Linked DNA regions of Homo sapiens: all the other regions are linked to region 2. The links are chromatin loops, found by intact Hi-C in ENCODE. Cell type or tissue: mammary epithelial cell. All regions are shown on one strand.

Evidence for each region. A loop is a pair of places that touch in the nucleus more often than their neighbours do. Peaks named below come from ENCODE experiments on the same cell type or tissue, not always from the same donor. Only the 100,000 strongest peaks of a DNase experiment are listed, where the experiment ranks them.
Region 1: a loop joins it to region 2, with 12 times the contacts of the local background. A loop is called at or near these places in 2 of 110 quality-filtered maps.
Region 3: a loop joins it to region 2, with 5 times the contacts of the local background. A loop is called at or near these places in 2 of 110 quality-filtered maps.

Annotation. Positions count from the first base shown.
Region 1 is chr6:105,533,251-105,541,250 of GRCh38, forward strand. No RefSeq gene overlaps it. Among named protein-coding and RNA genes, the nearest start is that of LINC02836, 95 kb to the right of the region's middle. In mammary epithelial cell, a CTCF peak has its summit at 3,839; a DNase peak (open chromatin) is centred at 3,871; H3K27ac peaks cover 1,966 bases.
Region 2 is chr6:105,722,420-105,730,419 of GRCh38, forward strand. No RefSeq gene overlaps it. Among named protein-coding and RNA genes, the nearest start is that of LINC02836, 94 kb to the left of the region's middle. In mammary epithelial cell, no CTCF peak of the experiment used is centred here; a DNase peak (open chromatin) is centred at 4,962; H3K27ac peaks cover 2,240 bases.
Region 3 is chr6:105,515,894-105,523,893 of GRCh38, forward strand. No RefSeq gene overlaps it. Among named protein-coding and RNA genes, the nearest start is that of LINC02836, 110 kb to the right of the region's middle. RefSeq lists an enhancer at 5,982-7,181. In mammary epithelial cell, a CTCF peak has its summit at 4,259; a DNase peak (open chromatin) is centred at 6,958; H3K27ac peaks cover 942 bases.

The sequences.
Region 1 (8,000 bases), 190 kb before region 2:
TAATGATGATGTTAGAAAAATGCAACTGTTGGATTTCAAAGTGTAAGTTTGTGTTTACCTATGGTGAATTAGTGGTAGGATCTTGAAGAGCAAGACAATGTTAAAGAATAATGCCAAATCATCCATGAGGAAAAGAAATATAAAGACTTTAGATTTCAGTCAGATGTGAAAGCTCTCTGGGGCAAGTTAGCAGAGGATGGTGACACAGGGCCCAGCATTTGCACTTTGGTTTTACTCATTATCTGTGTGATCCACTTAATAAATACACAGCAGGGTGTCAGTGTAAAGAATGAGATAATGCTTATTAAAAACATGAGTTGGCATAAGGCAAACACAATCGAATGTAGATGTCGTCAGAATCTAACTCTGAATCATATGTCATCTTCTATGGTTTTACATATAAATTTCCTAATTCTCCAAAACGGTAGGTTTCATTTAATGGAGGCTGATCATGTGCCGGACTCAGTACCAAGAATGTTATAAACATTATTTTATTTATCTGCCTAATGATGGTTCTTGGCCTCATATCAATCCTGTAAGGTGGTTCTTGTTTATCACAAGGACCTTGAGTCTCATGAAGGTTAAATGACTTGCCCAAAGTCAAATAACTAAGTGCACGGACTCTAAAGAAGTGACCATCTGATTCCATCACATGGCCTCTTGGAGGTGGAACTCCTCCGGGGGCAGGGGGAGGGGCCAGTCAAGGAAAGCCTGTCACAACTTCACTTAAAAACACTTATTTGTTTTGCCCATAGCTTATGGTTTTCAGCAAAAAGCACTTGGAATATGTACCTTATTCTCATCATCCTTTTACTCATACATTTTAACCATCTTCCTCACCATCATCATCATCAACGTGAATGCACATAGGGAAAAGCAGAGTCAAAAACACGAGATGCTTTTTTTCTTACATATTTATAGCCTTAGAGGCTAAAAATGACTCAGATTAACTATTTTTCTTTGTGTAACTAACAGGCCCAACATTGTGGAACTATATATGAAGAAAGTGTGTCATGACATATATACTAAGGGAAGAAAGGAATTTAGAGGAAATTATAGTTCTTAGTTTGCTTGTCACCTCTTCTAATTAACGAATATAAAAGAATTCATAGAAGATGTGGAATTTCAGGAAATGTATAATTTCACACATCACTGTATATCATTGTGCCTGGCTGCCACAGGATTTGTATGCAAATAATATACTAGCTTTTCTTTTTTCTTTTTTTCTTTTTGAGATGGAGTCTCACTCTGTTGCCCAGGCTGGAGTGCAGTGGTGCGATCTCGGCTCACTGCAACCTCTGCCTCCCGGGTTCAAGTGATTTTTCTGCCTCAGCCTGCCGAGTAGCTGGGACTGCAGGCGCGCACCACCACTCCTGGGTAATTTTAGTATTTTTAGTAGAGACGGGGTTTCACCATGTTGGCCAGGCTGGTCTTGAACTCCTGACCTCGTGATCTGCCTGCCTCGGCCTCCCCAAAGTGCTAGGATTACAGGCGGGAGCCACCATGCCTGGCCAACTAGCTTTTTTTTAAAAAAAAACATGATGGCCATCCATGGTTTTCTCTGGGTATTATGTCAACTACTTTGATTTCCATAATGTTCACCCAAATATGTTACCTGAATTATGATATTGCAGAAATATATTAGATGAAATAAAATATTCCCAGTCAAATACAAAGCATTTAAATTTTATATTTGCTAAGTCTTTTTTTTTTTTTTTTTTTGAGACAGAGTTTCGCTCCTTGTTGCCCAGGCTGCAGTGCAGTGGCGTGATCTTGGCTCACTGCAACCTCCGCCTCCTGGGCTCAAGTGCTTCTTCTGCCTCAGCCTCCTGAGTAATTGGGATTACAGGTAAGCGCTACCATGTTTGGATAGTTTTTGTATTTTTAGTAGAGATGGGGGTTTCACCATGTTGGCCAGGCTGGTCTCGAACTCCTAACCTCAAGTGATCCACCCACCTTGGCCTCCCAAAGTGCTGGGATTACAGGGGTGAGCCACCATTCCTGGCCAGTATTTGCTAAGTCTTGATTGAACCCTGTGGCAGTTTCCTTTGTCCCTTACTTAGTAGTGACAATACAGTTTAGATAGAAAATATTAGCATGGGAAATATTATCCGTTAAGATGTTCATGATGGTTAGTTTCTCCTGAAGCCAATGTATTTCCTTGGAATTGCTGAAGGAACTTTGCCAATATTTATGATCTGGAGAGCAATGTGTGCTATGCACTTCACTTTTGTACTACAAATAAAATTAATTTTAACTGTTCATATGGAGTTTCAATTAGTTTTGTTCACTTTTTACCACAACCAGCTTGACGTTAAAAAAATAAACAACTTCGCTACTTGGTTTGGAATTAATTTGACAGCTTACTGAATGTTCCTGTATTAAGTTAGGAGGAGAAAACAGAACTCAAAATGCAACTCAACTAAAATGTCAATTAAATACGTCCTTGGACTTTTAGCCATTCTGTGGTTATAAAATTGTTTTTAATAAATACATATGAATAAAATATCGTTATGGTGATAGATCTTCATCATATGGCCACATGAAATTACTTTGAGAATTAAATGATATAAAATATTAGGCATAGCCATAATAGCAACTAATACAGTTATTACTCTTATTATAAATTATTTTTGTCACCATTATTATATTTTCATATCTGAAGGCCAACTTCCAGCAAATGCCTTTTACAGTAGAGAAAATAAGTCTAGGTACAGTGGCTCACACCTGTAATCCCAGTGCTTTGGGAGGCTAAGGTGGGAGGATTGCTTGAGGCCAGGAGTTCAAGACCAGCCTGGGCAACAGAGCGAGACCCCATCTCTATAAAAAATAAAAGAAATTAGTCATGCATGGTGATGTGCATCTTGTAGTCCTACCTACTTGGGAGGCTGGGGCAGGAGGATTACTTGAGGCCAGGAGTTCCAGGTCACAGTGAGCTATGATCCTGCCACCACAGGCCCAGCCTGGGTGACAGGCACCCTGTCTCTTAAAACAAAAAAAGAGAAAATACAAAATTCATTTAATAGGATAATGCTTCTTAGTTCATTGTCATCATTTACTGGGTTTAACTGAAATGTGAAATTGATTACCATCATCAATAATGTGCTTAAATTTCACAAGTGTGAGTGAATTTTATCCTTTGGCAGCCCCTGACAGGAACTCACTTGGTCACTGTGTTCATACTTAATTGCTGTAATCATGGCACAGGATCTTTCTGAAAGCTAAGAAATTATTATCCCCCATAATATATCTACTAGGACTGTAGTTATTAACAATGCTTCGGATTTTCTTATAATCTTCCTTATTGATCATTGGGTTCAAAATATCTTGAATAACAAGTTTATTAATCATTTATACTGGGGTTGATAATGCAGAATTATTTAAGCATATAACTCTTTTTACATTTTTAAATTTCTGAATCTCTAAGACTTTTCTAAATATTATTTTAATTGATTGTGCTACATAGTTTCTCAGCAAGTTGGTGACAGAATCACAATTATGAACTGACTTATTTACTTACAGATCTTAGTTTCTTGGTCACAGTTTTCAATTTAGACACACTGGCTGAAATATGGAGTGAGAAGGATTTGAAGAGGATTTTTAAGGATAAAAATCCAACAAAGAAAGGTCCTATCCAAATTGCATCAGATAATAGTTCAATTAGTATCCATAGCAATATATTCTCTCCAGAACAACATAGGTGATTACCAAGATACTGTTTTGGACTACAGTAAAGTAGGGGATAACATCTTTCCAACTCTCAAAAATATTCACCCCCAAAGGGTTTTTCTGAAGAACTGCAATGACTGAACTGAACTGACACTGCATAAAGGCGAGGGAGTGGTGCTGTAGATGGATCACAGACCAGTTCTTCCAGGGAAAGCCTAGAGTTAAAGTGAAAAGAAGTAATCCAAGTCCCAACTTGCACACTCTGTCATCGGAGTTTCCAAGTAAGAAATACTTGGCTTCCAGACAACTGAATGAGACTTAGACTTTAAGCGGATTATCTGAATTGTTTCTCTAAAAGCCTTTACACCCCCACCCTTTTCAATAATCTACTTTAGAAAATAGTGGCAACATACTTTTGGAATTAAAAAAAAACTCTCACCACTTTACTACATTATGTTATATTTTCTCTTAATTGTGAAAGACAGTATCTCCACATTTGGCAATGTTAAATGTGGCAGAAGGAACATTGTATTATAGCTCATTGATGAGTTGATATTAATCTGAACTATTTGGACACACTGCAGGGAGTTATGAGAAAAGAGAATATTACACCATTATGCAAAGTTGAAAATTTTGAATTAATAAATTGTCACATTTGAGCACTCTATTTCTGTAACTCCTTTGTTAAAATGTCAGTGCATTGCAGAAAAAAATTTCCTTAAAAAACAAGTGATTCAAGGACATGTTCTCAATAAAAAAATGGGTGGGCAAATTAAATACCATGCAAACACATAAGAGAGAAGAATATAATGGAAGTTCAAAATCCATCAATCCAGCTAGGCTCGGTGGCTCACATCTGTAATCCCAGCACTTTGGGAGGCCAAGGCCAGCAGATCACCTGAGATCAGGAGTTTGAGACCAGCCTGACCAACATGGTGAAATGTTGTCTCTATTAAAAATACAAAAATTAGCCAGGCAAGGGGGTTGTGTGCACCTGTAGTCCCAGCTACTCGGGAGGCTGAGGTGGGAGAGTCCCTTGAACCCGGGAGACGGAGGTTGCAGTGAGCCGAGATCATGCCACTGCACTCCAGCCTGGGTGATAGAGTGAGACTCCATCTCAAAAAAAAAAAAAAAGTATAAAAATAATAATCTGCCAATTCCCAAAAGCTGTCAGAATTCAGAAATGAGACTGCTGCTTGATGATGCTGTATGCATGCTGCTCTGATGCATCTGACCATAGGAATTTGACTCCAGGAAATATCCTACTACATTAGCTATTTAACTATCTCTGTACCCCACTCTATCCTTATTAAATCCATCATTTTCTCATTTTTAACTAGAAAAGGCTGTGAAGAGTGTTGGGCTCATTGGAATATTGAGGTTTTGCCCCCAAACCTGCAACTGAGAAAATTACTTACACTTGATGGAGACATATTTCAAGTAATGCAGAGCCTTTTCCATTCATCCCATGTGTCATACCTGTATCAAATTAATATCTACCTGGGCTTGAGTCATTCTTACCTGTCTACCTGCCTTATCAAAATATACCCATCCTTCAAGATTTGGCTTAGATACAAATCCCTTGGGTAATTCTCTCTTAATACCCCAATTTAGTTAACTTTCTACTTAACATAACATTCTTAATCGGTCTGTACTATGGTTATGATTTATTTGGCTACTTCCCCTCTGTAAGTTTCCACAGGACAGGGGTCTCCACTATCAATCACTTTCTCTCCAGTCCCCAAAGCAAGCCTGGCACATGGAAGATCCTCAAAATATATGGTTGTACAATTGTGGAAGACAGTGTGGTGATTCCTTAAGGATCTGGAACCAGAAATACCATTTGACCCGGCAATCCCATTACTGGGTATATACCTAAAGGATTATAAATCATTCTACTATAAAGACACATGCACACATATGTTTATTGCAGCACTATTTACAATAGCAGAGACTTGAAACCAACCCAAATGCCCATCAGTGATAGACTGGATAAAGAAAATGTGACACATATATACCATGGAATACTAGGCAGCCATAAAAAAGAATGAGTTCATGTCCTTTGCAGAGACATGGATGAAGCTAGAAACCATCATTCTCAGCAAACTAACACAGAAACAGAAAACCAACCATGGCATGTTCTCACTCATAAGTGGAAGTTGAACAATGAGAACACATGGACACAGGGAGGGGAACATCCCACATGGGGGCCTGTCTGGGGGTGGGGAGCAAGGGGAGGGAGAGCATTAGAACAAATACCTAATGCATGTGGGGCTTAAAGCCTAGATGACAGGTTGATAGGTGCAGCAAACTGCAATGGCGCAAGTATACCTATGTAACAAACCTGCACATTCAGCACATGTATCCCAGAACTTAGAGTAAAATTGAAAAAAAAAATATATGGCTGTATACATTCTGAAAACCATAAAAATGGGCATTATCACTTGTACTAAGGCTATTTTTTAAGATTAAAATTTCAAAAATTATGTTGAATACTGAAAAGTTAGAATGAAAAAAAATCATGTGATGTTATTTTTAAAAAGCTTGGTAAATCAGCAAGGAAAGAGAAGACATATTCACATACTTTGTAAGGTATGTTTTTATACCAAACATGTGTTGCAGTGTGTACACATGTTCTTAGAAAGAACAGATTTGCCATGAGTACCCAAAAGGAAGGTGTGCTTTGAATGGTTGTTGTAATCCATGAAGTGAGAAGGATTTTACTATGAAAAGAAGTACCCAATTAGGTGATACTTGTTTTTTTGAGACAGGGTTTTGCTCTGTTGCCCAGGCTGGAGTTCAGTGGTACCAGCCATCGTGGCTCACTGCAGCCTCCATCTCCGTGGCTGAAGCTATCTTCGCACCTCAGCTTCCTGGGTAGCTGAGACCACAGGTGCAGGCTACCATATCCAGCTAAATTTTAAATATTTTGTAGAGATAGGGTCTCACTAGGTTGCCCAGTCTGGTCTCAAACTCCTGGGCTCAAATGGTCCTCCCACCTCAGCCTCCCAAAGTGCTGAGATTACAGGTATGAGCCACCACGCATGGCCGTGATTCTTGTTTAAATATTCTCTATCTATATTGGGGTAGGTTCAAATCTAAATACTAAAAATTCTGCTATTTTATTTTCACACAACCAAAGGTTGCGAAACATAGTTTTGAAAAGATAAAATGCTATGACATGACTGAGAATTACAACACTGGTAATTTGGAGAGGCAATACTACTCAGTGAAGAAAGACCAGTCTTAGAGGCAAATAGTTCTGGGTTCAAATCCCAGCTCCATCCTTTAGCTGCTTGACCTTATGAGAGGTATAAAATTTTTTTTTAAAAAATTGCTAATTCATCGGCAAAGTGCGAAAAATATTACCTATTTTTCTAGGTAAAAAATGCATTTATAGTACTTGACACATAGTATATTATCAACAAATATCATTTATTATTATTTTACTTCAGCTCACTTGTCCTGTTAATTACCATTAAGAACTCAGGCACCAGGATAAGAATCAACACAGCTGTATTGCCTGGTGATAAAAATGGCTCACTAGGCTGGGTGCGGCAGCTCACGCGTGTAATCCCAGCACTTTGGGAGGCTGAGGCCTGTGGAATGCTTGAGCTCAGGAGTTCAAGACCAGCCTGGGCAACATGGTGAAACCCTGTCTGTACAAAAACACAAAAAAAATTTAGCCAGGTATGGTGGCAGGTGCCTGTAATCCCAGCTACTCAGGCGACTGAGGTGGGATGATCATTCAAACCCAGGGGCAGAGGTTGCAGTGAGCTGTGATCCTGCCACTGCACTCCAGACTGGGTAACGGTGACAGAGCAAAACTCTGTCTAAAAAAACAAACAAAACAAAACCAGGCTCACTAGTTGGGAACGTATGTGACCCTACTGTAAATGAGTGGAAATGGACTAAGGGGCAGCACTCACTAGACTAGTACTGCTACCAGCAACCTGGACCAGCATAGTGGCTGAACCTAGTGTCTCTCCCAAAGATGGAAAAATTTGGGTAAAAAGTGGAGAAAAGGAAGAATAATAGCTGAGGGTAAAGAAATGAATAAATAGGTTATAAATGGAGGGGCATCCAATATTACATTATCAACTCTAAATAGCCTCAGAGCAAGAGATGGCCTTATCTCTTAGCTCAGTGATTCCAGATGCCTGAAAGGGTGAAGCTGTGTGTTTGCCGAGACCACTCCTGCTTTTGGAACCTGACGAGATTGAAGGAAAGTCTACAAACTTGAGTGGCCTCACCCTGGGAGACATTCAGACAATATGATGGACTGGACTACTTATTAAAAATTGTGTACATTCATTTTGCCATAAGGGATA
Region 2 (8,000 bases):
TGTCAACCTCTGATCTAGCCAAGTAAATCAGAATAAAGAGAAAAGACAAAGTATCAATATCATAAATGAAAAAAAGGGTGTCACTACAGATCCTACAGATATCAAACATATTATTGGAAATCTTAGGAACACTTTATGCCCACAAATTCAACATTTCAGAATAAATGAAAAATCTGTTGAAAGACACAAACTATTATAGAAATAAATCATCTAAATAGTCCTATATCTACTAGGAACATAGAATTTTTAGCTTAAAAATTTTCCCATGAAGAGAATTTTATGCCCAGCTTCAACAGTTAATTCAATTAAAAATCTAAGAAAGAGAATACAAATTTGTCCAGAAAATAGAAGAGGATGGCATCCTTTCCAACTCTTCTATAAAACCAGTATTACCCTGATACTAATACCAGACATAAATATTATTATAAGAAAAAAACCCCACAGAATATTAAGGTAACATGCCATGACTAAGTATTGTTCATCCCAAGAACTCAAGGTTAGCTTAATATTTGAGACTCGGTAAATTCAGCATATTAACATACTATAATAAAGGATATAGTATATAGTTATCTCAATAGATGCCAAATTAAAAATAATTACAAACATTTTATTTTTTAATATTTGATAGAAACTTGCAGCAATTTCGGAATGAAAGAGAACTTCCTCAACCTGATATGGGACATCTAAAAAAATATGTAGTTAACAATGTATGGATAGACATATAGGTTGCTGGAACTCAATGGAAAGCCCATAGACATCCACACATATGTTGTCAACTGATTTTCAACAAGGGGCCAAGAAAACTCAATCAGGAAAGAGGAGTCTTTCCAACAAATGGAAAAAATAGACACCCATATTCAAAACTATGAACTCAACCCTTATTTTATATCACCTACAAAAATTAATTATAAACATAATTATCACATAAACATAAATATATCCTAGAACAATAAATAAGCCCTAAAATTATACAACCTCTAGAAGAGAATAAAAAAGAAAATTATTGTTACCTTGGGTCAGTCAGAGATTTCTTAAATATGACACCAAAAGCTTAAGCCATAAAAGAAAACAATGTGGATAAATTAAATGTCATTACAATTAAATCTGTATCATCTTCAAAATACATTTTTAAGGAAAGACAAGTCACAGGCTGGGAGAATGTATTTGCAAACACATATATGAAATAGTCTTACTATCCAGTATACATAAGGAACTCTTGCAACACATTAATAAGACAATCAAACTGATTTTTAAATGGACAAACATTGAATATATACTTTATCAAAGAAGGTATATTATGACAAATAAGCACATGAAAAGATACTAAACATAGTTACTATGGCAATTTAGATTAAAACTACAATGAGATACCTACACATATATTAGAATATCAAAAATTTAAAAGATTGATAATGACAAATAGGTGAGAATGTGGAACAAGAACTCTCATAATTTGTACTTATGCAAATGCAAAAATAGAAGAAACTGTTTTGGAAAACAGTTTAGCAGCTTCTTAGAATGTTAAGCACATACTCACTTTATGACCCAGAAATTCTGCTCTAGGTATCTACCCAAAATAAATAAAAATGTATGTTCACAAAAAGACACATACTAAGTATCATGGAAGGCAAAAACTAAAAGCAATCTAAATTTCCATTAATTGGCTAATGGATAAATCATAGCAGCAAAATGAAACGAACTACTGAAACACAAAACAACACAGATGAATCTCAAAAGCATTATGCTAAACGAAAGAAGTCAGACACAGAAGACTACATACTGTCTGATCCCTTTTAGATAACATCCTAGAAAAGGTGAAACAGTGACAAAATGTATCAAAGTGACAAGGGCAGGTCAGTGGTTTCCGGGAGCCAGGGCTCTGGGGAGGGCTATGAGTGCAGAAGTTCAGGAGAGAACATTCTGGGGTGATAGGAATGTTCTGTAACCTGACTGCAATGGTGGTTACGTGATTGTATATATTTGTCAACATTTAATGAAACATACACTTAAAATAGATCAATTTTCTGTATCTAAAGTACATAAAATAAAAAGAAGATCCTAAATAATATATTTATTCATTCGTTTGTGTGTTTATTTATTTATTTATTTATTTGTTGAGCTATTGACAGAGGGTCTTGCTCTGTCACCCAGGCTGGAGTACAATGACACGATGGGGCTCACTGCAGCCACGACTTTTCAGGCTCAAGAGATCCTCCTGCTTCAGCCTCCTACTGGGACAACAGGTGTGAACCACCACACCCAGCTAATTTTTTAAAAATCATTTTATGTAAAGACAGTGTCTCATTGTGTTGCCCAGGCTGGTCTCAAACTCCTGGACTCAAGTGATCCTCCTGCCTCGGCCTCCCAAAGTGCTGAGATTACAGGTGTGAGCCAATGCACCTGGCCTCTTAAATAAGATATTTTGATAAAACCGAGGTGGGCAGATCACCTGAGGTCAAGAGTTCAAGACCAGCCTGGCAAACATCATGAAACTCTGTCTCTACTAAAAATACAAAAATTAGCCGGGCATGGTAGAGCGTGCCTGTAGTTCCAGCTGCTCAAGAGGCTGAGGCAGGAGAATCACTTGAACCTGGGAGACAGAGGTTGCAGTGAGCAGAGATCATGCTACTGCACTCCAGCCTGGGCGACAGAGCGAGACTCCATTTCAAATAAATAAATGAATAAATAAATAAATCAAACAAAAATATGGAAAAGCATATTAGTATTTTTTGGCTATCTCTAAAATGTTATGAAATCAGGAAAACCATGATCTGATCTAAGGTGCTGTCTTTTGAGCTACAAATAAAGCCATTTGTTTTGTCCACTTTATTAGAATGAAATATGGAGTTGAATATATATGCTGGGGAAAGCAGTTAATAAGCTGCTCATATTATGAATATCCATTTCATAGGAAAGAAAATAGGCTCAGAGAGATTAAGCAACTTTCACAGGCAACCTTAGCTGTCAGTAGCAGAGGTTTCCATCCAGCCTAAGATTTCCTGACACCAAGCAGGTGCTCTTTTCTCCTCAGCATGCTGCTTTCACATGTCCAAGACATCCAAAAAGTTGAGGCAATAATAACTCTTAAAACTGAATTTTCTTCATTTGAGGTCTTAGATAGGGGAAATAAATATTTTAAGCATGCAAGCAAAGCAAAGACATTAGAATCTTATAGAACTGGAATAAAATCCCTAATGAGCAACTTACTCATACACAGCCTTTGGAGAGGTAAATATTTCTGACAGTCAGTTCCCTCATCTGAAAAATTGAAATAATAATGTATTTATTACAAGGTCATTATGAAGATGTGAGGTGTTATATGTATAATTCAGTGTAGTATTCTAACAAGTAGTTAAGTCTACGGTATATTTTTGTACTCTCAGTGAGAAAGAGGTCTCCTCTGTTAAAATAAATTTAGAGAATGTGGCCTCACACATATACATCATGGAATACTATGCAGCCATAAAAAAGGATGAGTTCACGTCCTTTGCAGGGACATGGGTGAAGCTGGAAACCATCATTCTCAGCAAACTAACACAGGAACAGAAAACCAAACACCACATGTTCTCACTCATAGTTGGGAATTGAACAATGAGAACACTTGGACACAGGGAAGGGAACATCACACACCTGGGCCTGTCAGGGGGTGGGGAGCTAGGGGAGGGATAGCATTAGGAGAAATACCTAATGTAGATGAGCGGTTGATGGGTGCAGCATACCACCATAGCACGTGTATACCATGTAACTAACCTGCACATTCCACACAAGAATCCCAGAACTTAAAGTATTTAAAAAAAAAAAAAAAAACTCTCAGCAAACTGAAAAAAAAAAAAGAAACTTTCTTCACCTGATAAATGAAAACTTACAAAAAACTTTTACTCAATGTGATATTTAACAATTAAAAACTAAATGTCTTTCCCCTAGAATCAGAGGTTCTGGAAAATGTACTGGGCATTCGAGCTAAGCAGTAAAGCAAAACAAAGAAATTAAAGCTGTCCTAATTGTAAAAAAAAAAGAGAGAGAGTGTGTGAGAGAGAGAGAGAAAAAAAATGTGGCCTTAAATAGCTTTCTTCATATCAGGATTTCTTAGAACCCTCAATATGCAATACTCATTTTTAATCTCTAGGAAAGGAAATATACATAAGTTATTTCTCACTCTTTTTTAACCAGGAAATCATTATGCCATGCTGCATGAATTATAAGACTCTATCTTTTAAAAAAAATGCACATGCCCTTTCTAATTTTTGTCTAACATTTTCTAGTCCATTCCTCTTGAATGTTTAAACAATTCAATGTTATATTTAAAGACATGGGCTTCACAGTCAAATCCAGGATCCAAATTTCTGCTACTTCATTTCCTAGCCATGTAATCTAGACCCAGTATAACTGTTTCTTCACTTGTAAAGTGAAGGTAATAACCTAGTGTAAAGGGATATGGTAAGAATGAAACGAGTTCATAAACATTAAGCATTTGGTGCAGTGCCTGGCACATCATGAGCTCTGAATAATTGTTAATTATCACTCACTTTGGTGTGCTTATGTTTGAAAGAAGGCTGCAGTTCAAAGTAGACACAAAGAGAAATTGAACTGATTAGCACTGCTCAGAATAGGCAATGACTCTTCCCTGGAACACGTGGATACCTGTCTGCTAACCCCTTCCCACTTGTGGCATGCTCTGAGTATGCCTGGGCAGGAGACCCAGAACATTCACAGCTACCTCAGGTATGAAGAACAAATGTCATGCCCTGGGGACTACACAGTTACCTTCTGGACAGGATGTGACCTCTGTGCTGTCTGGGATAATATGATATTACTGGATAGGGTGTACTTTCTAGCTAACTGGAAAGAGTTCAGAGGAGGGAATCCAATATAATAAAAGATTTGGAGATGAAACTCTGTGAGAGCAGATGAAAAATCTGGGCATGTTGGGTCTAGAAAACAGACACAGCAGCCACATAGGTGCACCACACCATGGGGAAGAAAGATGCATTATTCTCAGGTATACATGAGGTTACCACAGATGACATGGGCTTTAGATATGCACAGAAATGCTTTGGAGAAAATGGATACACTTCATGATGAAATGTTAGGCAATATAGGAGATGCCTAGGATGACTACTGTATTACTTTCAAGAGGAATGTTTAGGACCAGAATAACCGATCGAATGGGTTTCTTGGAGTAAATCAAAGATAAAGAAATCAACCACGTGGGCATGAGAAGGTTGACCAGATGTAGTAGGTAGGTTCCTTTAGTTGTAAACAAAACCTACTCTGCTCAGCTTTTTGCAGAAGAAGATGTTAGATGCAGAAGAAGAACAGGAGGTGGTCAAATGATCAAGTTTAAAGGAAGACAGCAATTGAGGCAGCTCTAAAGGTCCAGGTGGCAGGAATCGATGGACAATCTCTTCAGAGTATCAATTCATTCAAGATTCCAAGTCCGCAAAGAGAGACTGGTTGGCAGCTCTAGCCATATGTTCACCCCTTGCTGAGAGGAGGATTCAGAACTTTGGAAATTACATTGAGGGAGAGGTGAGAAAATCATCATGTTATTTAAAGAAAAAAAAGGAAAAATGGACACTAGGTAGAAAAACAAAGTCCATTACACCCAGTGAATTATTATTAAAAGTACTAGCTATTACTTATTGAGTACTTGATGTAAAATATGAGAATAATAAAGCTCAGTGGGTTTTAAGCAACTTGTCTAAGGTCATAAAGCTAATAATTGGTGGAGAAGGGATTCAGAGCTAGGGCTTTCTTAATCCAAAGCCCAGTTCCTTAATTAATATACCATACTGCTTTCTGTTTATTAGTTTCATAATCTCTGCTATCACTGTCACTCCTTAATGTAGCTTTTGCCTCAGTCACCAACAAATAAGACAGAGGTCAAAAAAGAGTCACCACAATCCTCTTCCTTCCATGGCACTGTGCTCCAACACAAGGCAGAGCACTCATAGTCCCCATCATTCCCACACAGGTCCCAGATTTGGAGCACCTGGAGTGGGCAATCCAGGTGTCTAAATTCCTTTGCAATGAGCAAGGTTTGGTTTTGAGGGTCTTGGAGTAAAGGTTGATTGAGAACACCCATTTCACATCAGAACCTCCCTCATCTCTTAAGAATCTTTAAGAGAATCTTGAAATATCAAACCAACATATAACACAGATGCTATTTTAAAAGCAGCTATGTGGGGAAATGGGCTCTTTCTATGTACATATGCTGTCCTGTGCAACCAGACTACAACCCTGTGCAGCTAAAGACCATACCCTACTTCTCTTTCTTTGAGGCCACTGTAAACAACAGGCATTTAATTATGTGGCTTAAAAGCAAATAGGATGAGGAAAAGGGTGATGACATAAACTTGACCAGTTTTAGATCAAGGATAAGCCTCCCATTTTCATGGTCTATAATCTTAAAGATTCAGATTCTGTGAAGCCAAATCAGAGTTCTGGGGAAAGAGAAAAAGGAAAGAAAAGAAAAGAGAGAAGGAAGGAAGGAAGAGTCAGTATGCATATGGAGTCAAGAAACATTACAGTGTCACTGAACCTCAGCGTTGGGAGGACTGGGGAAAGGAAAAGCCATCCAGTCCAGTTCAATTAGTTAAATCACAGACTTTGGAATTAATCAGGCTTGGGCTCAAATCCCAGCTCAGCTACTTACTAGCTATATGACCTTTTGCAAATTACCCTCTAAACTTCAGTTTCTTCATCAGTAAGTATAAGGCCTAACAAATTCGTAGAGAAGATTAAATGAGATTATGTATGCAGAGCCCTTGGCTAGGTCCTTACCCTTAGTAAGCCCCAGCAAATGTCAGTCATTATTTTAATACTTTATTACATGTCTTTTTACCCTACTACAATAGTGTGCCTGGGGATTGGGGCTGGGCTGGGCTTGATTTTAAAGTTATAGAATAATATTGGAGGCTCTAAGCTAAAATTCTTACATACAATACCATAATTTCTGAAAAGACTTCACAGCTAATATAGTTTATATCAATCATTTTACACCAAGATATACATATTGTTGTCACTGAAAATTATTCCCTAATAAATTTTTTACCATTTATATTTGAGCAACTTTATTGCAATATAATTCAATAAACTTTTATTCATCATGTTCTCTGTGCCAAGCACTGCACTAAGAACTGGAAATACAAAGATCTGAAACACAGTCTGGCTTTAAGTTGCTTGGAACCCAGAAGTAACAACAAACTGCAAACAGCAGGGGAAAAATGAAAAAATTAGAAGATACGTTCAAAAAGGTTATCCTATAACTCAATTATGCAAAGATTAATAAGATGAAAGAAAAGGGACATGAAAAGCAGTTCCAGGAAATGATATGTATATTAGAAATTCCAGAAGAAAATAAAGCAAACGTACAAAAAGCTAACATAAACTACAGAAAACCTTTGACCTCAACCAAAGGGAGATTCAGATCTTTAGATTTCAAAAGTTTATCAAGTATGAGGTAAAATTAATGAAATGACTTAACTTGGCCAACCTTTGAATTTTAATGGGAAAGAAAAATCCTACAAGCCACATGTAGGGAGATGAACAAAATCTTGTTTCCCAGAAAAGGGATATTTTCCAGGTATCATTCCCGTCATCCCCTGCAACAAAAAGTCCTCAAATTCTCTACTCATTCCTATTATTTCTAATGTATATAAACAACAGAAAGACCTATTCTTGGACATACAAAGATAAACAAAGACCAGAAATCATTTATCTTTTCTGATATTTTGAAGTGAAAATATACACCAGCTGACTTAGAAATTAATAAAAAGAACAAACTCAAAACCTAGTTATAAAACCTAATACAAATGTCAAGAGAGTGTAAATAATGTAAAGAATTATTAGAGCATAATAAAAATAAGGGTAGTAAGTCAACTGAGCAAGGAAAAGGAGGAAATCAAAGAATGCTCAATGTTTTATTTCATACCAGGACATTAATAACTTTACATAAACAGCCTTAAAAAGATATAAAATATTAATACAGGATAAGCTAG
Region 3 (8,000 bases), 210 kb before region 2:
TCTTGAACTCTTGGGCTCAAGCAATCTACCCTCCTTGGCCTCTCAATGTGTGGGATTATGCATGAACCACCGTACCCAACCTAAGCTCAGTTCTGATGCTCATTTCCTTTACAACCCCATTTCCAGCCTCTTCAGTGATTTTACCCTAGAATTTACATAATCAATTAATGCACTGCCTCCAACATTTCTGGCTTCCCACTCTCTGTCCACCAACTGCTTTTCCAGCTCACTTACTGTAGTACCATTACTCCATTTAGGGTACGCCAATCTATGTGCCTTACCATTTTTCAGTGACCATTCTCCATCCCATTACATGTCCTATATCTCTTTTCTTATTAGACTCTATGGTTCATTGAGGTAATCACTTCTTTGCATATGCCCTCAATTCTTAAAGTGAATTGAAGAGTATCTCCCCCAAATCCACGTCTACTCAGAGCCTCAGAATATGACCTAATTTGGAAATAGGGTCTTTGCAGATATAATGAGTGAAGATGAAGTCTAAATTAGGGTGGACCCTAAATTCAATAACTGGTGCACTTATAAGAATAGAAGAAAGATACAGGAAACATAGACACAAGGAAGAGGACCATGTGAAGATGGAGCTAGAGAATGGAGTTTTATGCTGCCACAAGCCAAGGAATGCCAAAGACAGCTGGCAACACCAGAAGACAGGAGACAGTTACCCACTCCATTACTTCCTTCTCCTTTATAATAAAACTCCTCCAAAAAGTTGTCAGTATTAAATCTCTCACATCAACCTACTTCCATCATGTCTTCATTCCTATCAATAATGTTCATTTTGTCAAATGCAGTGGTCAGTTTTAACCCTCATCTTAGAGACTTCTTAGCAGCATTTGAAGCAGTTGACCACAAAATCTTCTGTAAAACATATTTTCTTCAATTGGCTTCTTGGATATCTGTTTTCATATCTTCCTCTATACTCATTGGACTCTCATGCTTGGTTTCTAAGTATCTGAATGGCAGAGCAGCCAGGGTTCAATCCTTTGAACTCTGCCTCTGTACCTACATTCATGCGTTCATTAGGTAATCTCATCCTGTTTCATTATTTAAAAACCATCCATATATGTGAAAAGGTGCTCAACATCATTGATCATCAGAGAAATTCAAATCAATACTACAATGAGCTATTCCCTCACCCTGGTTAAAATAGCATATATCCAAAAGACAGGTGATAAACAAATGCTGGCAATGATGTGGAGAAAAGGGAACCCTCGTACATTGTTGATGGGAATGTAAATTAGTACAGCCACTATTGAGAATAGTCTGGAGGTTCCTCAAAAAACTAGAAATTTAGCTACCATATGATCCAGCAATCCCACTGCTGGGTATATAGACACAAAAAAGGAAATCAGTATATCAAAGAGATATCTGCTGGCCTATGTTTGTTGCAGCACTGTTTACTACAGCTAAGATTTGAAAGCAACCTAAGTGTCCATCAACAGATGAATGGATAAAGATGGTACACATACACAATGGAGTACTATTCAGTCATAAGAAAGATTGAGATCCAGTCATTTGCAACAACATGGGGTAGAACTGGAGATCATTACGTTAAGTGAAATAAGCCAGGCACAGAAAGACAAACATCACATGTTCTCACTTATTTGTGGGATCTAAAAGTCAAAACAATTGAACTCATGGACATGGAGAGTAGAATGGTTACCAGAGGCTGGGAAGGGTATTTTGGGGGCTGTGAGGGAGGCGGGGAAATGGGTACCAAAAAAAAAAAATAGAAAGAATGAATAAGATTTACTGTTTAATAGCACAATAGGGTAACTATAGTCAATAATAACAATAATACATTTAAAAATAACTTAAAGAGTGTAATTGGATTGTTTGTAACTCAAAGGATAAATGCTTGAGGGGATGGATACCCCATTCTCCATGATGTGCTTATTTCACATTGCATGCCTGTATCAAAACTTCTCATGTACTCCATAAATATATACACTTATGTACCCACAAAAAATTTTAAAGTGTTAAAAAAAATTAAAATGTTTATTAGCAGGTAAAAAAATAACTAAAAAATACAAAATAAAAACCGTCCATATGCTACTGACCCAGATGTTATCTACAGCTCCTCAGAGCTCTAGAATCATGGGTAACCAATGTCCTATTCAACATTTTCACTAATAGACATATCAAATTCAATCTGTACAAAACCAGACTTGATTTCCTCACTTACCAAGTTCAGTGCTCCCCCATTCTTCCCCATCTCGTTTATCCCTGTCTCATTCTGCCCAAAATGTTAGATATTCATTATCCTGGGCTCCTTTACATCATTCCACATCCAAATCTAGCACCAAACTTTGTGAGCATTACTTTCAAATCATGTACCCTTTTAGCATCTCTGCAACTACCACCCTGTCCCAAACCCCATGTCTCTTGTCTGTTACTGAGTCAGCAAGATGCCTCCCAACTGGCTTTTCCCATTAGACTCATTTGCTCTTGTCTTATTGTTTGCTCCTCATACATTATCCAGGATGGTCTTATTAAAATATGAATCAGATCATGTCATTCCCCTGTATAAAATGTCCCAATGACAATTCCATTATACTTGGAATAAAAGCCATACTCCACACGGTGGATCCCAAGACCATACATGGTCTGGCCCCTCCCAGTCTCTCCAACTCATTTCCTCCCCCTCTGCTCCAGCCATCTTTGCCTTCCTGACATTTCCACTAGGGCAAGTGCATCTCGAGTTCAAGGTCTTTGTACTTGTAGTTGTCTCTGTCTGGGAGGTTTTTCTTCTCTGATATCTGTATGTCTTATTCCCTCACTTTACTCAGAAACTTTTCTTAACTATTTCCTCCTCAGAGAGGCCTTATCTGATCATATTATTTAAAATAATATTGCATCTATACCATATCCAATCATTTTCCATATCCTACTTTGATTTATGTGTTTTTGGGGTGATATTTATTGGTACTTGAAATTATATACATATATATTTTTTAATTTTTATTTTTATTTGAAGTCCTGGGGTACATGTGTAGAATGTGCAGTTTAGTTACATAGGTAAACATGTGCATGGTGGTTTGCTGCACCTATCAACCCATCACCTAGATATTAAGCTCAGCATGCATTAGCTATTTCTCCTAATGCTCTTCCTCTCCCCACCCGACCCCCCGACAGGCCCCATTATATGTTGTTCCCCTCCCTGTGTCCATGTGTTCTCATTGTTCAGCTCCCACTTATAAGTGAGAACATGTGGTGTTTTGTTTTCTGTTCCTGCGTCAGTTTACTGAGGATAATGGCTTCCAGCTCCATCCATGTCCCTGTACAGGACATGATCTCATTCCTTTTCATGGCTGCATAGTATTCCATGGTGTATATGTACCACATTTTCTTTATCCAGTCTATCATTAATGGGCATTTGGGTTGATTCCATGTCTTTGCTATTGTGAATAGTGCTGCAATGAACATATTCATGCATGTATCTTCGTAATAGAATAATTTATATTCCTTTGGTTATATACCCAGTAATGGGATTGCTGGGTCAAGACAATAATATATTATATTTATTTACTTACTGGCTTATTACCTGTCTTTTTTATTAGAACATAAATATCAAAGGGCAGGGGCTTTGTCTTGCTCACTATTTTAACTCTAGAAGCTTAAACATGGTTGTCATTAAATAAATATTTAATTAGTTGAGTAAAATTTCTGTTTACAAAAAATTTAAGAACATGGAGAAAATGTATAAAATAACACTAATAATCAAATCGCTAATAATCACTGGATATATGCCAGGGAGTCTGCAAAGTACTTTACAAATATGATCTCTTTAATCCTTGTATCAACCTGAGAGGTAAGGTATTATTATTTCAATTCAACAAATGAAGAAAGGAGAGTTTAAAAAAAGTTTAAGAAATTTACTGCAGCCAAACAGGGGAGTGGGGCATGTTCCCTTCTGGGTCACACTATGCGCCTCCATGGATCCCTCAAACCCAGGAGGTCATCTCAAACCCTTTATTCAGAGACAACCACCTTCTAGGCCGAGGCTTTCTACCTAGCAGAGTAGCACCCTCACTGTGGACACAATTAAACAAACAAATGGATGAACAAACATCTAACTTGCCTATGGCCGTACAGTAGTAGGTCAAATAACTGAAATTCTAACCTGAAATTGACTGGTGTCAAAGCCCGAGGATTCAATATCTCAACCATGTAAATGTTTATTCTTATTTATGGTAGAAAAGGGACTGGTTATGTTTCCCGTAGTATGCTGGAGTAGTACCCTAGGTGGCTCTCCTGACTAAAACAAAATATTGGACAGAATAAAAATGCTGCATTGAGCTGGCACAAAAGTAAGGAATTCACTAAGCACATAAAAGAAGGGAAACTAGCAACCCTGGGAGGTAACCAGATGCTGGAGGCTCTTAAACTGGGGAATTCTGATTAAACCTGGAAACCTTGGTTGTTGCTTGAGGTTCAGGGAATGAAAGATAAACCTCAGACCTCTGCCAAGGTGAGGAATCCTTGTATAAAGTTAGGAGAATCTCAAGTGGTTGCATCCTCTATGAAAAGCTGCTGAATGAGAAATAAAATCCACTGTTCAGGAAAGCTACAAAATAACTTGCTTCATAACTTTTGGTTTTGAAAAGAAGGGAAAAAGATCTTCACTGAAAATGCATAATCATATTAAAGTCCCATGAAAGATGACCTGTTAGAATTCATGCCTTCAAGCTGAGAATTGAATTAAATAATTTTTATTTGGTAGCACTTCCAGGTAACTAGCAGAAGTAGACATGAATCCACTATAGAGGAATGGAAGTTCAATTCAGGTCTCAAATAATTTTTGCAGAAAAGGTTTTAAGAGAAATGAGCCACTTATAGTCACAAATCACACACACAAAGCAACATAAAGGAGAATTTCAAAGAGCGGACAATAGTCACAGACTCCGAAAGACTCAACCAGCTTGATTTATCAATGCTAAATAGAAGTTATACTTAATGTTAAAAAAAAGATAAGTTGGAAATTGAAAATATGAACAGAGAAAAGGCAGAATTTTTTTTGAGGCAGAACTTCTAGAAATTAAAAAGGTAATACTTGAAAATAAATTTTGGCTGATGACTTCATTAGCAGGTTGAATAGAACTGGATAGAACATACTGAGATGGAATATGGAGCTCTAGTCCAGACAGGCAGGGGTGAACTGCTGAGCCAACAGGTTTATTAGAGGGGGTAAGGGACAAGTGAGGGACAATAGCCCAGGGCATTCTAGCAGGCTGTATGGAAGCTGAGAATCTCAGATCTCAAGTTACTCCAGCAGCAGGCTAAGGATGGGGCCATCAGGATGAACAGCTTCCAGATGATAACAGGCAGCTCTGCAAAACAGCAGATACTACGAGCATTCACCAAAAGCAGCATTCACCAAAGGCCCAGCATGAGAATAGGATGTCCTTTTTCCCTAATGTTACAAGGACACATAAACAACACATCTCCCTCCATATATTTGGACTCCCTGCTAAGGGGCAAGGGGCCCTGAGAGCTCAAGCATTTTTATCAAAATGAGGTACTATTACCCGACTTTTAAAAATTTTGCAAATAATATCAATATTAAATCAGAATGCAAATTTAGTTAATTTTTAAACACACAGTGGCTAGGGTTATGAGTAAAACGATATTAATTTCAGACAAAATTACAGAGCTACATTTTTCTGCCACATCTCCATATATGACATCTCTACATTTGTATGATTTATTTTTTTTTTGAGACAGAGTTTCACTCTTGTTGCCCAGGCTGGAGTGCAATGGCGTAATCTTGGCTCACTGCAACCTCCGCCTCCTGGGTTCAAGTGATTCTCCTGTCTCAGCCTCCCGAGTAGCTAGGATTACAGGCACTTGCCACCACGCCTGGCTAATTTTTGGCATTTTTAGTAGAAACAGGGTTTCACCATGTTGGCCAGGCTGGTCTCAAACTCCTGACCTCAGGTGATCTGCCTGCCTCGGCCCCCCAAAGTGCTGGGATTACAGGGGTGAGCCACCACGCCAGGCCTTGTATGATCTTTTATTTAAATTGGCTAAAATTCCATCTAGTTACTTTTTTTCTTCGCCCAGGCTGGAGTGCAGTGGTGTGACCTTGGCTCACTGCAACCTCCACCTCCTGGGTTCAAGCAATTCTCCTGCCTCAGCCTGCCGAGCAGCTGGGATTACAGGCGCCCGCCACCACGCCCAGTTAATTTTTTGTATTTTTAGTAGATACGGGGTCTCACCATGTTGGCCAGGCTGGTCTCGAACTCCTGACCTCAAGTGATCTGCCTGCCTCAGTCTCCCAAAGTGCTGGGATTACAGGTGTGAGTCATTGTGCCCGGCTCCATCTAGTTACATTCAAATCTAGTTAGTTCTCTTCCTCGTACATTTATAATATTGAATGGAAGATAAAACTAAAGATATAGTGGAAAATTGTTTTATTCCAAGTTTCACTGTTTCAGTGTTCCTGAGACCTCCAAGTAGGGCTTGAGAATGTAAGTTTTATGCAGCACTCCTTTATGCACCACTCAGATCATGAAGTGTGTAATAAATTGTTTGATTCTTTGTGCGTGGTCCAGAGACCTGCCTTCAGTAAACCTTTTAAGTAATTTCACAAGTTTGGTAAGGGGAGGCTAGAGGAGACAGAGATCCAGAAATAAAGTTTCTTTTTTCTGCTTCTGTGCAAAATTCCTGGCCCCTAGATGTCAGAAAGGAGAGGGCATTTTGAGTAGGTTTGGAGTAAGAGTTGAGACACTAAGACAGACCCTGCAATACCCTGGTCATCATTGCATCCTCTGTTTCAGGGCAGTCATTTGGAATGAATAAAAAGACAACTGACTGAGTAGCAGAAAGAGGGGTCTTCGCATCCCAAACCAGTGCCCGTGATAGGTAGGTGATGAAAGGCCCACAAATGTGTAAACACAGATGCTGACATGGAGATGCTGAGTCATGACTCAATGACTGTGATGTTATTATCTATTTTGCTGACTCATTGGGGCTAGTTGTTCTATAGTTTTACCTGTCCCATTGGCCGGGGGTTTATCAATATATGACTTGCTCTGAAAGAATTCCTAAAATTATTCTGTAGCAGAGGGATATGATGGGAGGAAAAAAAGTTTTCTTTCTGGCAGAGACTCAATGGCTGTACTCTAAGTAAGGAGGAAAGATCAGTATGGATGTATCATTTTAGCTCATATATTTCATATCTCACTCATTCTTGAATCAAAAGTATAACTTACAGAGAAACTCTGGATGAGTATGTCAGAATCTCACAGAGTGAAACTGAGGAGGTGTGGTAGATGTTGCTAATTCCAGTCTTCTACTGTAGGAGAAACTGTTCCTGTCTCCATGGCCTCCACCTCACATAGGACTTTCTCCTACCAGCCCTGCCTGGGAGGAGTGGTAGGAGTCCAGTCCCTTAGGAGGGCATGTGTTCTTCTCCAGATCAAGGGCTTTCTTTGTTACAAGGGAACCTGATGCTTGACTCATGTGGTTTATATCCAGTTTAACTCTCGGGATCACCTACGACAAGTTTTCCCCCAATCCAAACAGAACCCTTGTCATCACCTGTATTCTCTTCACTACGTTCAACTGTTATCTCTGGTGACTCTTACTACAATCTGTCCAAATTTGGCTAACATTCTAGTAGAAGTCTGTTTTCTGACTTGTAATTTTCTTGCTTTGAAATTTGTCTGTACTCCGTTAAATTCTATCTTAACTGCCACCACTAGAAAAAAAAAAAAAACTATTTCAAAAATAGTACAAAAGCTTTGGGAAAGTGTCAGAAATGTTTATAATTAAATTTGGCCTGATACGATGCTAACTTAATATTAGATTCACCACAAGCTATAAGGAATGAATGAACAAAATAAATAAAATTTTAAACTGATATAACTGAAAGCAAGAAAGATGGGCTCTTTCTTAAAAGAAGAGGTATGACAATCATTTCTTACCTCCTTTCAGTTAATGACAGTCTATCCAATTTCTTAAATAGCTCTAAAAAT